Linked DNA regions of Mus musculus: regions 1 and 3 are each linked to region 2. The links are chromatin contacts, found by Hi-C or POLR2A ChIA-PET in ENCODE. All regions are on one chromosome and are shown on one strand. The core of a region is the stretch at or near the end of the contact, and the rest is flanking DNA. Distances in the headings are between cores, read along the strand shown.

Region 1 (3,602 bases), core at 1,021-3,520, 210 kb after region 2:
CATTCATGCCATTGTTCTTCCCTATGGGATAAGGTGAAGGCTTAAATTTTTATTTTATTATTTATTTATTTATTGCAGAATCTTAAGTAGCCCAGGCTAGCCTCTTATTCACTATGTCCCAAGACTAACCCTTCAGGTAGTTTGCTGATGCTAGAGATGGAATCCAGGGCTTTATATATGAGGTAAGCACTCTACTAAACTATATTCCCAGCCCAACCAAGGGTTCTTTCTTCCTTTTTTCCCCTCCTGTCTGTCTGTCTGTCTGTTACTGTTGAAGCAGGATCTCATGTAGCTGAGGCTGGCCTTGAACTCTTCAGCCTCCTGCTTCTATGCCACCTCCCATGATCTGGGACTATAGGCATGTACATGCACTGCCACAGCCAGCTAGGATTTTTAAAATATACCTAAGAACATACCTAAGAACAGTTCTTTTTTTTTTTTTTTTTTTTTTTTTTGTTTTTCGAGACAGGGTTTCTCTGTGTAGCCCTGGCTGTCCTGGAACTCACTCTGCAGACCAGGCTGGCCTCGAACTCAGAAATCCGCCTGCCTCTGCCTCCCAAGTGCTGGGATTAAAGGCGTGCGCCACCACGCCCGGCTCTAAGAACAGTTCTGTTTGAGGAAAATTAATTAGAACCTATTTCCTTCCAAACCCATGAGTGACACCAGATGCTGCCTTTAGATCCTGCTTTGGCTGAAAGATTCTTGCCCAGAATGCCAGTATGGGTGCCAAGAAAGAAAAATGGCAGTTGGGAGTTCGCTTTTTTTCTTGCCAGTTGCAGAATAGACCCTTTATGTGTGTGCAGATTCTCCTTCATAATGATGAAGGGATAATATGGGACAGGTGGGAGAGGGCTGGAGATGGGAAAGAGCTGGTCTGTAGCCAGCTGGGATTGGTTCTCAGGTATACGCACGGGGTAGTTGTGTGGACATGGGTGTGTGTCCAAGCACTTGGGGAAGCAGAAGTGAGCAACTTCATCTTCCCATCTACCTAAGTGTTTATATGAGGGACAAAGATGAGAAGGTAGCAATGCCTGTTCTGGGCTGAGGAGTGGCTCAGCAGGTAAAAGTTCTTGCTACTCAAGCATGAGGACCTGAGTTCAAATCTTCAGTAGCCACATGAGAAGCCAGGCATAACCATGTGTGCCTATAACCTCAGTGTTGTGGAGAATAGATGTAGAATTATTGGGGCTTGCTGGATGCCTACCAAGCTATGCATTCAATGAGAGACCCTGAGTAGGACACCCAGTGTGGTCCTGTGGCTAACAAACACACACAAGTGTGTGCAACTACTCATTCATGTGCACACACACGCCACACACATGTCTACCCTACCACCAACAGCCTTCTTGGATAGTTTGCTTTCTCCAATTTTCCCTTTTTAAGAGAGGGAAACACCGTATCAGAGATTTGATTTCATATACTGGAGCAGGAGCAGGATAGACAGGATGGCTCAGTGGGTAAAGGGCCTTACCACCAAACCGGATGGTTGGCACTATTCCATCCTTGGACCCACATAGTGGAAGAGAAAACTGACTCCTTCAAGTTGACCTCCAGATCTACACATACATACATTCACAGTAAAAAAAAAAAAAAAAAAAAAAAAAAAAAAAAAAAATTCAAATATTGCAGCAAAATCCGAGAAAAGATATTGGAGGAATAAAACACGTTTGGGTACAGCTGATACTTGTTACAAGTCCATGATGGCGTGTATGGGCGTTCATTCTCCTAGTTCCTCTACTTTAGGGCATGTTTGAAAATTTTCATAGCCGCTCGCTTTTGAAAACAGAGTGGGGAAAGGAGTTTCTCGTGAATTTACGGTGAAAACCAGAGACGCTGTGACAAATCACAGCCAGTGGGTCACATTGACTATGTATTTATGGACAGTCAGGTACCCAGAACATGTCTGGCACGTTCCTTGAGACTCTTTTGGAGAACCTGCAAAAGCCTACAAGTAAGGGAATCCCTGGCCTCCCGCAGGCTCCTCCTCTTTTTCTCCGCCCTCATGCCCCTCCCTCCGAGGAAGAGTTGCCTGGAACCTGGCAGGTGTAGGGTTAAAGCAACCAGTTTGGGACCCGCAGCGGCAGAAGCTGCAGCAGCAACAGCAGCAGCTACAGCAGCAACTGTAGGCTGCGGCTGCGGCTGCGGCTGTGGCAGGCCTGGCTCCGGGCCAGCTGGCAGGGAGCCTTAGGAGGGAGGAGGGAGGAGGGAGGAGGAAGAGGGGAAGGAGGAGGAGAGGAGCAGTGAGCAGGCCCGAGAAGGCAGGACTTCCTGGTGTGGGGGTTGTCAACAGCCCAGAAAGAGAGCCAGAGACCCAGACCGAGACGGAGCGGAGCTGAGGAGCTGAGAGATACATCCAGTGGGGCCACGTGGGAGGAGCCTTGAGAGAGAGCCACTCAAGGGACTGGAGCCAGCGGGGGGCTGAGCCGCCCCCTCCCACAGCAACAGGGAAGACCCGTGGAGTGTTAACCGAGGCTGCGCCTGGGCTCCCCCGTGGAAGCGCTGGTTTCTTCTCGTCTCAACTGCAAACTTTCCACCGAGATGCCTCGCAGAGTGAGATGCGGACGCCAGAGAACACTGGGTAGCCCTTGATTGCTGCCTGCCGTGGCCTGCTCTAGGCCGCCTTAGGATTTAAAAAAAAAAGAGAGAGAGAGAGAGAGAGAGATCTTAGTCCCCCAGGTCTTCTCTCCAGCTCAGCTCGGTGGCCGAGGCCCGAGAGGTAGGTAGTTCTCCCGGGCTGGGCGGGGCGCTTGGCTTGGCGGGCAGTGCCTAACCAGCGATGGGGGAACTGGAATGGGGGTGGGGTGGGCTTGAGGCCCGGCAGAGGCCTCAGGGTGGCCCTTTCAGGGGAGGAGCCGATTCACCCCTGTGCCCCTGGCCATGGAGATACGTGTTGGGGACGAGTTTGGATCTCAAGCATGAAATGTCCAACTTTGGGTCCCAGCTGCTTCTTCCTGTTGTGGGTGTTCTGAATTCTGTCCCCTCTGCTCCGGTCTGTCATTTCTACTTGTCTCTGGGTCTCTAGTGGCTTTCTTCTTCCTCCCTCCAGTCGGCTCCCCCGAGAGGAAGCCCCGGAGGTGGTTTGGCCCCTGCTTTTTCTTTTGCTCACGTACACACACTCTCGCTCACTTTCTGTCTCTTTCTTTTTCCAGTTTGCAAGCTCAGCTTTGGGGTTTCAGCGGCGACAGCAGCAGGAAAAACCTGCCCCTGCCCCCCCCTCCTGCCACCTCCCCTCTGTACTCCAGTCACTAACCAGGCACCCCCAAGTTCCCACAAGGCCCTCCTGCCATGTCGGACCCAGACGTCCCCAGGGGCCCCGATGTCCCTGCCATGTGGCCCCCTTGTTCCAGAGGTGCCTGAGCCCCTCTCCAGGAGCCCAGCCCCTCCCCCACCCGAGCCCAGTCCGGAGCCCCAGGGACCATGAGTGGTGGTAAGAAGAAAAGTAGTTTTCAGATCACCAGCGTCACCACGGACTATGAGGGCCCAGGAAGCCCAGGGGCTTCGGATTCCCCTGTCCCACCGGCTCTCGCTGGGCCCCCGCCCCGCCTCCCCAATGGGGACCCCAACCCTGATCCAGGGGGCAGGGGCACCCCCCGGAATGGCTC
Region 2 (3,532 bases), core at 820-3,319:
TAAAAAGGGGCGGTACCTCTTTAAATTCACCCCCACATACCGCACACCCTCCACACACACCCCCAGCTAAGACAGAGGTGGTGATGGGGGGGGGGGAGGATGAGGGGAGAAGCTAGGCTGTTCGTGGGGTTGCCTAGGCAACCGTCACCCGGACTAAGAGCACCTCATTGGTGAAGTGCCCCCACCCTAGCCTCGTTGCCAAGGCAACCGCATCCGCGGCAGAGACCTGTAGGGTGGGTGACCCCACCCCCGGCCCCCATCGCCCCCGCCCGACCTAGACTCCCGCCTCTTACCCAGAACCGGCCAGGGTGGCTGTTTACAGGATTTGGGAAAAGCCGATTGAGCACTAATAGGTTCGGGACGGCTCAACCCGGGATAATCCCCATTCCGGGCCGGCTGCACCCCATTAGCTGCTGGTCAGTGCGAGAGTAGCGGGGAAGGCAAACCCCCAAGCCGCCAGCTCCCTTCAGCGCCGAGGTCGCCCGCCCCGCTGCGCCCGCACAAAGCCCGTGGGAGCCTCTCAGAAGTAATTAGGGCTCCGAAGAGAGGCCCCTGGCCCCGGGGCGCGGAGCTGCTCTCTCCCAGGCGCCGGCGAGCGGCCCCAGGCGGCTCGGCCCGATGCCCCTAGGCACCCCTAGAGCCCAGCTCTGTGCTCAGCAGCCCCCGAGGCCTAGCTGGCACCACTCCAGCCTCCGACGTCCTGCCTTCCCGGGACACCTGTGCGATCTGGCCGTGTACACTGCACTCTGGCGACCCAGGCGTCCCCCACCCAGCTCCCACTTCCCCCAGACACTGGGCGTTCCTCTTCCCCGAAGATATTTCCCCTCCGTAAGTTCAGCTTTCTGCGCCAGTGCCAGAGGATGCCCCTCCAAAATGAGGGAGGGGGCAACGACATAGCTACCACCCCACTCCAGCTGTGAACAAAAGCCCCTTCCTTCCAGCTGACAGCAGCCCAGGCCTGGCCTCAATGACACAGGCCTGGGGCAGAAGGAAAACAGGCCAGGAAGAAGACACTGGGTCGGGGGCCATGCTCCCAGCCCTTAGATCCCCATTACCCTCCAACGTTCCCTCAGCAGCTCCTCGATTCTAGGGATAAAGCAACCATAGCCCCCCCTCCAAAAAAAAGGGTGCCACCGCCTCCGCAGGTGTGAGAGGAGGAAAGAGAGGGTCCTCAGATCTGGCAGCTGGACGGCGCGGGCTGGCCGTGCTGCGAAGTGCAGTGGGCCAGGCCCTTCAGCTCGTAGGACCTCCATTTTGCCCAAAAGAAAGCTGGACGAAGGGGACAGGCGACTAGGTGCCAGACCTGGGTAAGGATTTGTAAAAAGAATAAGGTGCTGAGATCTCCAGCTTAGGGGTCGGGACTGAGAAAACACTGCCAGAGCCCGAATCAAGGGGCAGTAGGGTGGAGACGAAGACAAGGGTGGCCTTGAGGCCTTAACTGGATCTCCTAGGATTCTGGAGTTCTGCAAGGCTAATGCAAGCAAGGGTGTGAAACGAGTGGGCACGAGGGCTGTTACCCAGGGGCAGGCAGCAGGGTGGTGGTGGGGAAAGGGGGCGGGACAGGACATAGAAGAAACCCAGAATTTAGCCCCCCAACTATTAAGGGATCAAGAGGCAGGCGGGGCTGGGATGAGGGGGGTCTAGATTTTAAAATAATTGCCACTGATATTGCAGGGAGCGCATGCATTATTGAAGCCGAGGGTCCCCCCCCCCCCCCCAGTTCCCCTTCCGGGTTTGGAAACGACCGGGCCAGAGGAAGGGAGGGGAGGTCTGGGAGTTACGTCCGTTTCCCAAGAGCCAAACCCGGGAGACGGAAGGAACCGAGGCTTCCCCCTGCCACACACACACCCGTGGGAATTTGGGGCTGGGGGAGATGAGGACTCCTTTTATCAGCGGAGGTACCTGAGGTGGTGGGACTCTGCCAAGGGGTCGCTTGGAGGAGCGCGGGAGGTCCTGTCTTCCTCCGCGGCGGAGGCGGCAGCGGCGGCGACGCGGATGGATTTCCTCAGTCACCCCAACTCAACCGTCCAGCGCAGCTCTCCCCAGAGCGGAGGGATCCCGCCCGCCAGTGACGCGGCCGTCGCCGCCGCGCCCAGGGCCAGGCTGGACGAGACCAAATACTCAAGTGTGTGGGGGGGAAGGCTAGAAGCGAAAACACCACTCCAGGAGCAAAAGATGCCTCAGCCACAATAAAAGCACAATTCCACGTTTTTCTAACTCATCAAAGATCACACGACGTAGTTTATTTCCAGAAAAGGAGCAAGACATCCTCTCTAGGGACAGCAGAAGTGGTATAGGCATAAGGGAGGGGGGAAAAAAAAAATCCCAGGTCACGTGATCGACCTCCTTCAACCCCCCCCCCCTCCGGATTGGGCGGCTCCAGACTGGAGGCAAGAAGGCCCAATTCTCGGGTTGGCCACGCCCCCTGGTGAGGCCACTCCCTTCCCGGAGGCGGAACTAGGGAAGTCTAAACCAGTGCAGGACAGTGGGGCAGAAAAAGACAGCGAGTGGTTGGTGACCACTAGAATCCCATAAAATGCAAGTTAGAGGGAATTACACCCAGACAGTTCTTCAAGCGCAGCACTGTGAGGGGTTGTAGGCTTCCTAGACTAGGCCTCATACCGCCGCAGCAACAGTCCATATTTATTGATTTGCATACTTAAAGGTTTTTGTTTTATGATAGAGTTTCAGGAGCCCACCACGTAGCCCAGGATGACCCTAAACTGATAATCCTCCTGCTTACATCTACCAAATGCTGGAATTACAGATACACAACCCTGTGCCTGATTTATGCAGGGTAGAACTTAGGGCTTCATACATGCTAGGCAAACACTCCACCAATGGAGCCACATCTCTCACCAATACTTTTGTTTATTAATCCTCATGATGCTGACTATGGACTCAGGCTGCAGAGTTGAGATGCGATCTCAACTTTAATAACCATTGAAGAAAACTACACTGTGGAGCACCCCACCGAGGGAACACAACATAAGAATGTGCCTGGATTTCCATATCTGTTAAATGAGTATATTGAAGGTTACCCTTGAGTCTCCTGGATTGTTGGAGAACTGTCCCGTCCCCCGTCCCCCCATAGATTGTGAAAATGTTTTGGTAAAGTCCGAGTTGTCCTGTGGCCTTTGAGACAGTCCTCGGAGTTTAGGAGATCAAAACACACTATTCAGCCGGGCAAGGTGGCACACACCTTTAATCCCAGCACTCGGGAGGCAGAGGCAGGTGGATTTCTGAGTTTGAGGCCACCCTGGTCTACAAAGTGAGTTCCAGGACAGCCAGGGCTATACAGAGAAACCCTGTCTTGAAAAAAACAAAACAAAACAAAACAAAACAAAACAAAAAAAAAACACTATTCAAAATAGACTGTAGTGAAGTATACTCGTAGAGAGGAAAGAATAGAAAGTTCACATTTGTCTTCACCCACATATTGAACTAGAGGCCAGCCTGAGCCACAGGAGACCTTGTTTCAAAAAGTGTGTTGGGGGACAGGGTTGGAGAGATGGCTTAGTCAGCAAAGTGC
Region 3 (3,892 bases), core at 775-3,274, 180 kb before region 2:
ATCACGGGATTTTCACCAGTGCGCGCTCTCTCTCTCTCTCTCTCTCTCTCTCTCTCTCTCTCTGTGTGTGTGTGTGTGTGTGTGTGTGTGTGTGTGTGTGTGTGTGTGTGTAAGACTTGCAATGTAGTCCAGTCTGGTTCCACTTTCCTCCCAAGTTGTGGGAGTATGACCACACTGGATCTGTGTAGGAATGGGATGGAACTCAGGGCTTTCTGGGTGCTAGAGAAACTGTTTACCAAATTCTCTACTGATAGCAGCAGAGAGGCCAGCCCAGGAGTCATTCTTACTGATACACTGTCTTTGGGTTTTCGGAATAATCTGATGGGCTCTTTCATCTTTTCAGCTGGGTCTCATCAACCGAACCCTCCTCCACGCCTGCCTCTGTCATCCAGGCTGCTTGTCTCTCCTCTATTGAGGCGTTAATCGTCTCTGCATACTAATGAATTGCTTATCCCACTAAATGTGAAAATTTTTAAGCAATCAAAGGCTTGAAGTGGGCTGCTGATGGTGGCTCCTAGGGTGAGAACAAGCCACGACTCAGAAATTCAGGGGGACCCGGATGCAGAATGATAGCTGCAAAAAAGGGGGTGTCTGTGGATAAGAGAAGGGGAGCCTGAGTCTGCGTGGGGAAGGAGGAGGGGACTCCCAGATCTAGCCGGTCAGCCTGGCTCCAGCCAAGCCGGCTGTTTCCTGCCCTGGCTGACCCCCCACCCCGGAGCGGGACCCAGGCAGGGCTGTGAGGAAGGGCAGGGGGTGGGGAGCACTACTTGCGCCAGGAAGATAAGTGCACGGGGACAAAAGGCCATCACGGGTCTCCCGCGCCCGCTGGTGTGTGTGTGCGCGCAGGCGGACAAGAGGTCATCACCGGTCTCCCGCGCCCGCTGGGGTGTGTGTGTGCGCCCTTAGGGTATTTGGCAGACTCCCAGGTGCCCCAGACTCCTACCTCAGAGTTTCCAGACCCTGTACTAATTACCTTAAATTAAAGTCTCCTTACCGCAGCCCTTAAAGGACCGACTTCGGGAACAGCACCTCTCTCATCCAACCATCCCGTGCCCCACACTCACAGTGCCCTGATGTAGATAGGAGGCCGTCTTTCCTGGACCCTCCCCTCAAACTGATGGATGAGAGGGGGTGCTAGCAAATGAGAGGAAGGGCCCTCCCAGCCATCCCGAGGGCCCCCAGGAGCCAGACAGGAAACAGCCTCAGGAAAGAGCCACAACGGTCCCTACCCCCGCCTTGGAGGTCAAGGCTGCAGGCGGCGGGGAAGTGTCCCCCTCCTTTAAAAAAATGAAATGAGGTGTTACGGAGATCCCTCACCCTCTCTGACACGCCTGCCTTTTATTTACATTTTCTATACTTTGGGTTTCAAACCACTTTCTCCAGCGTTAGGCTGCGCGCTCAGTGGATCTCCAGGACTTAACGAGCACGCACTGATTGTGTGAGCGCTCTCTCCGGAGATAGACAAGCTGGGATTATTGCTTGAGGAACGGAGGTCTGTTGGGAAGCTCTCCATACCCAAATGCAAAGTTTTAACCTTCTCCTCCCAAATGCAATCCCCTGCTCCAACTAGGTGGCAGGGGGCGCATCCAGATGTGGAATCTCAGGTCCCGCTGCAAGGTCAAAGCAGGCTTTGTGTGGGGGCATTCACATTTACGCACACATCTGTGAGGCCTGGTAGGTTCAGGTCAGTCCTGAGGATTCCTGGGCTACTGCCCCAACATGCACAATCAGGGGTAGTAGGCATGGGACACCCAGCACCCCTGGACAGTCCCTAAGTTCCACACATGCCGCCCCTCCCCCTCTTGCAAACTTTCTCCTAACTTCCCGACAGGCTCAGTTCGGGCGGCCCCCCCTCTCATGAATTATTCAGCAGCATAGGAGCCAATCAGCTCCCCGTGCACCCCCCCCTCCCAGAGAAACCCGGGCTCCAGGGTGTTGGGAGATGGGGCGGGGGGAAACTCTGACATGGGACTGTCTCCGCCTCCTATGCGCCCCTCCCTCCTAGGCCAGGCGCCGCCCGACTCAGTCTCGACTCGGCCCAGCCCTGGCCCAGCCTGTTTCCCTCCCTCCTGCTCGGTTCCCACTTTGGTTTCCACCTTCCTTGACCGCGACCGGCGCACTAACCCCGGCGGCGCGACATCCACCAACCACTCCAGGGAGCGAGAGAGACCGCGAGCAATCGGCCCACCCCAGCCAGCCAGGGCGGGACCCCCGAAGCCCCGAAGGGACCCCTAACTCTCAGCCACGTCCCGATCTCCGCCCGCCCAGCGACGGCCACTGCCAGGACGTCCCCCCTCAAGGCTGGCCTCCCCGCGCGCGCGCGCTGCGGCGGGGACGTGGGGGCCGCACCTGAGCGCGGGTGCCTGGCGCGCCCGCATGGGCCATCGTTGAGAGGCCCTCGACGGAAAGTCCCAGCAGCAGAGTCGGTGTGCACCCGCCCAGGGGAGGGTCAGACCTGGGGGGGCCAGGGCCCCCCAAACTCGGATCGCATTCAGCCAAAGTGAGGCGGCGCCATGGAGCTCCGAGCGCTGCTGTGCTGGGCTTCCCTCGCCACTGCTTTAGAAGGTGAGTTTTCTTGGGGTGCCCCCTGTTCTTGGGGTCCCCCAAAGTTGTGCCTCAGAGTGCAAAAGCTGGTCTCTCCCTATCCCAACTCCGGTACCCCTTAAACACTTCGGACCAATAGCACTAGAACGGGAGGGGGCGGGGAGGAGGCGGCCTGGCGGGGAGTGGGGTTTTTCTTTTGTTTGGGAAAGAGATGGAGTCGAGAGCTCAGACCCGGGACCTTCCCTTACCCAGCCTTCTAAATTCTCAGTCCTGATGCCAAAGGCCCATGACAGCCTTCCTTTTCCTGTCCACCCTAATGTTCAAAACTATCCCCCAAAGTTTTTATCCTCTCTCCACCTCTGGCTAAACTCCAGGGGAAAGTTCCTGAAGGGGCACTTGCAGGCGAGGCAGACCCCAGCTAGGCCGTAAAGCGACCCCCACCTCTGGTTCCCTAGCGTTCATTCACACCTGGACTCCACACCCCAGTCAGGATGGCCCCATCTGCAGCCCCACTCTCCAACTCCCAAATGGCTGGCCAGGCTACTGACCTCGTGCAGACTCTTTTCTTGTTTTTCTCAAGGCTGTACCCCAACCTTTTACATGCCATTTAGACCTCAACTTTTCCCAAGGCTGAGGCTTTCTTCCAGCCATGCAAGCCCGCAGAAACTGCCTAACACCGGCCTGTGTCGCCCTAATTCACCCCAGCTGGCCGCCTCCTAGCCCGCCTCAGATTTCTGGTTTTTTTTTTTTTTTTCCTTCTGTATTCCTCTCCAAATGCCTCTTCAGATCTGTGAGCCCCTAACTCCACAGTCCCTCTTGGGGCTGCACAGGACTCATAACCCCCTTTCCTGCCTCCCTAATCTCTTTTCAATGAATTTGGCTCCCCCACAACCTCCCTTGCTGCTTAGAATCAAAGGAGAATCTGGGGAGTGGGACACAAGAGTGGGGGAGATCTCTCCCTGAAGCGATGGAATCAAAGGAGCTCCCTCTAGGCTGGGCAGTGCTGTTCTGGGCTGATCAAAGTGTGGGAATGGGGTGAGGACAGACTTTGGGCTCCTGGAGAGGAGGAAGTCAAATGGGCAGAGCACCCATGAAGTGTGTCTGGAGGGAAAGACGGGCCAATAGGAAATGCCCCTTCTCGCCTGCGCTACCTGAATGATTCTCAAGCCCCTGCCTTCACCTGTGCCAACTGCGATTATTTTACTGTTATTTTGCCCAGCAAAAAAGGAGAGTTCTTGTTTCCTTAACAGGTGACAAACTAAAGCTTTAGAAATGTTAATTAGTTTATCCAAGGCCTCAGGCCCTAAAGGAGGTGTAAACTGGGAGATGTGGTGGTGGGGGGGGGAGG

The links. A loop is a pair of places that touch in the nucleus more often than their neighbours do. ChIA-PET counts read pairs that join two places held with the same protein, here RNA polymerase II (POLR2A).
Region 1: a loop to region 2 is called in a map of heart, with 4 times the contacts of the local background. The contact joins the promoter of Tsc22d4 here to the promoter of Gnb2 in region 2. A Hi-C loop is called at or near these places in 9 of 37 maps with a recorded cell type or tissue (gastrocnemius, heart and left cerebral cortex). POLR2A ChIA-PET finds 5 or more read pairs at or near these places in 1 of 5 experiments (Patski).
Region 3: a map of heart shows a loop between it and region 2 (2.6-fold over the local background). The contact joins the promoter of Ephb4 here to the promoter of Gnb2 in region 2. A Hi-C loop is called at or near these places in 1 of 37 maps with a recorded cell type or tissue (heart). POLR2A ChIA-PET finds 5 or more read pairs at or near these places in 2 of 5 experiments (Patski and embryonic stem cell).

Annotation. Positions count from the first base shown.
Region 1 is chr5:137,743,699-137,747,300 of GRCm38, forward strand. Tsc22d4 (TSC22 domain family, member 4) reads left to right here and starts at 2,271. Exons shown (of 5, transcript NM_023910.6): 1 at 2,271-2,716; 2 at 3,150-3,602. The coding sequence starts at 3,418.
Region 2 is chr5:137,531,237-137,534,768 of GRCm38, forward strand. It overlaps Gnb2 (guanine nucleotide binding protein (G protein), beta 2), which reads right to left and starts at 2,070. Exons shown (of 10, transcript NM_010312.5): 1 at 1,903-2,070.
Region 3 is chr5:137,348,085-137,351,976 of GRCm38, forward strand. Ephb4 (Eph receptor B4) reads left to right here and starts at 2,025. Exons shown (of 17, transcript NM_010144.6): 1 at 2,025-2,565. The coding sequence starts at 2,514. It overlaps Gm52791 (a long non-coding RNA gene), which reads right to left and starts at 1,968. Exons shown (of 3, transcript XR_003955817.1): 1 at 995-1,968.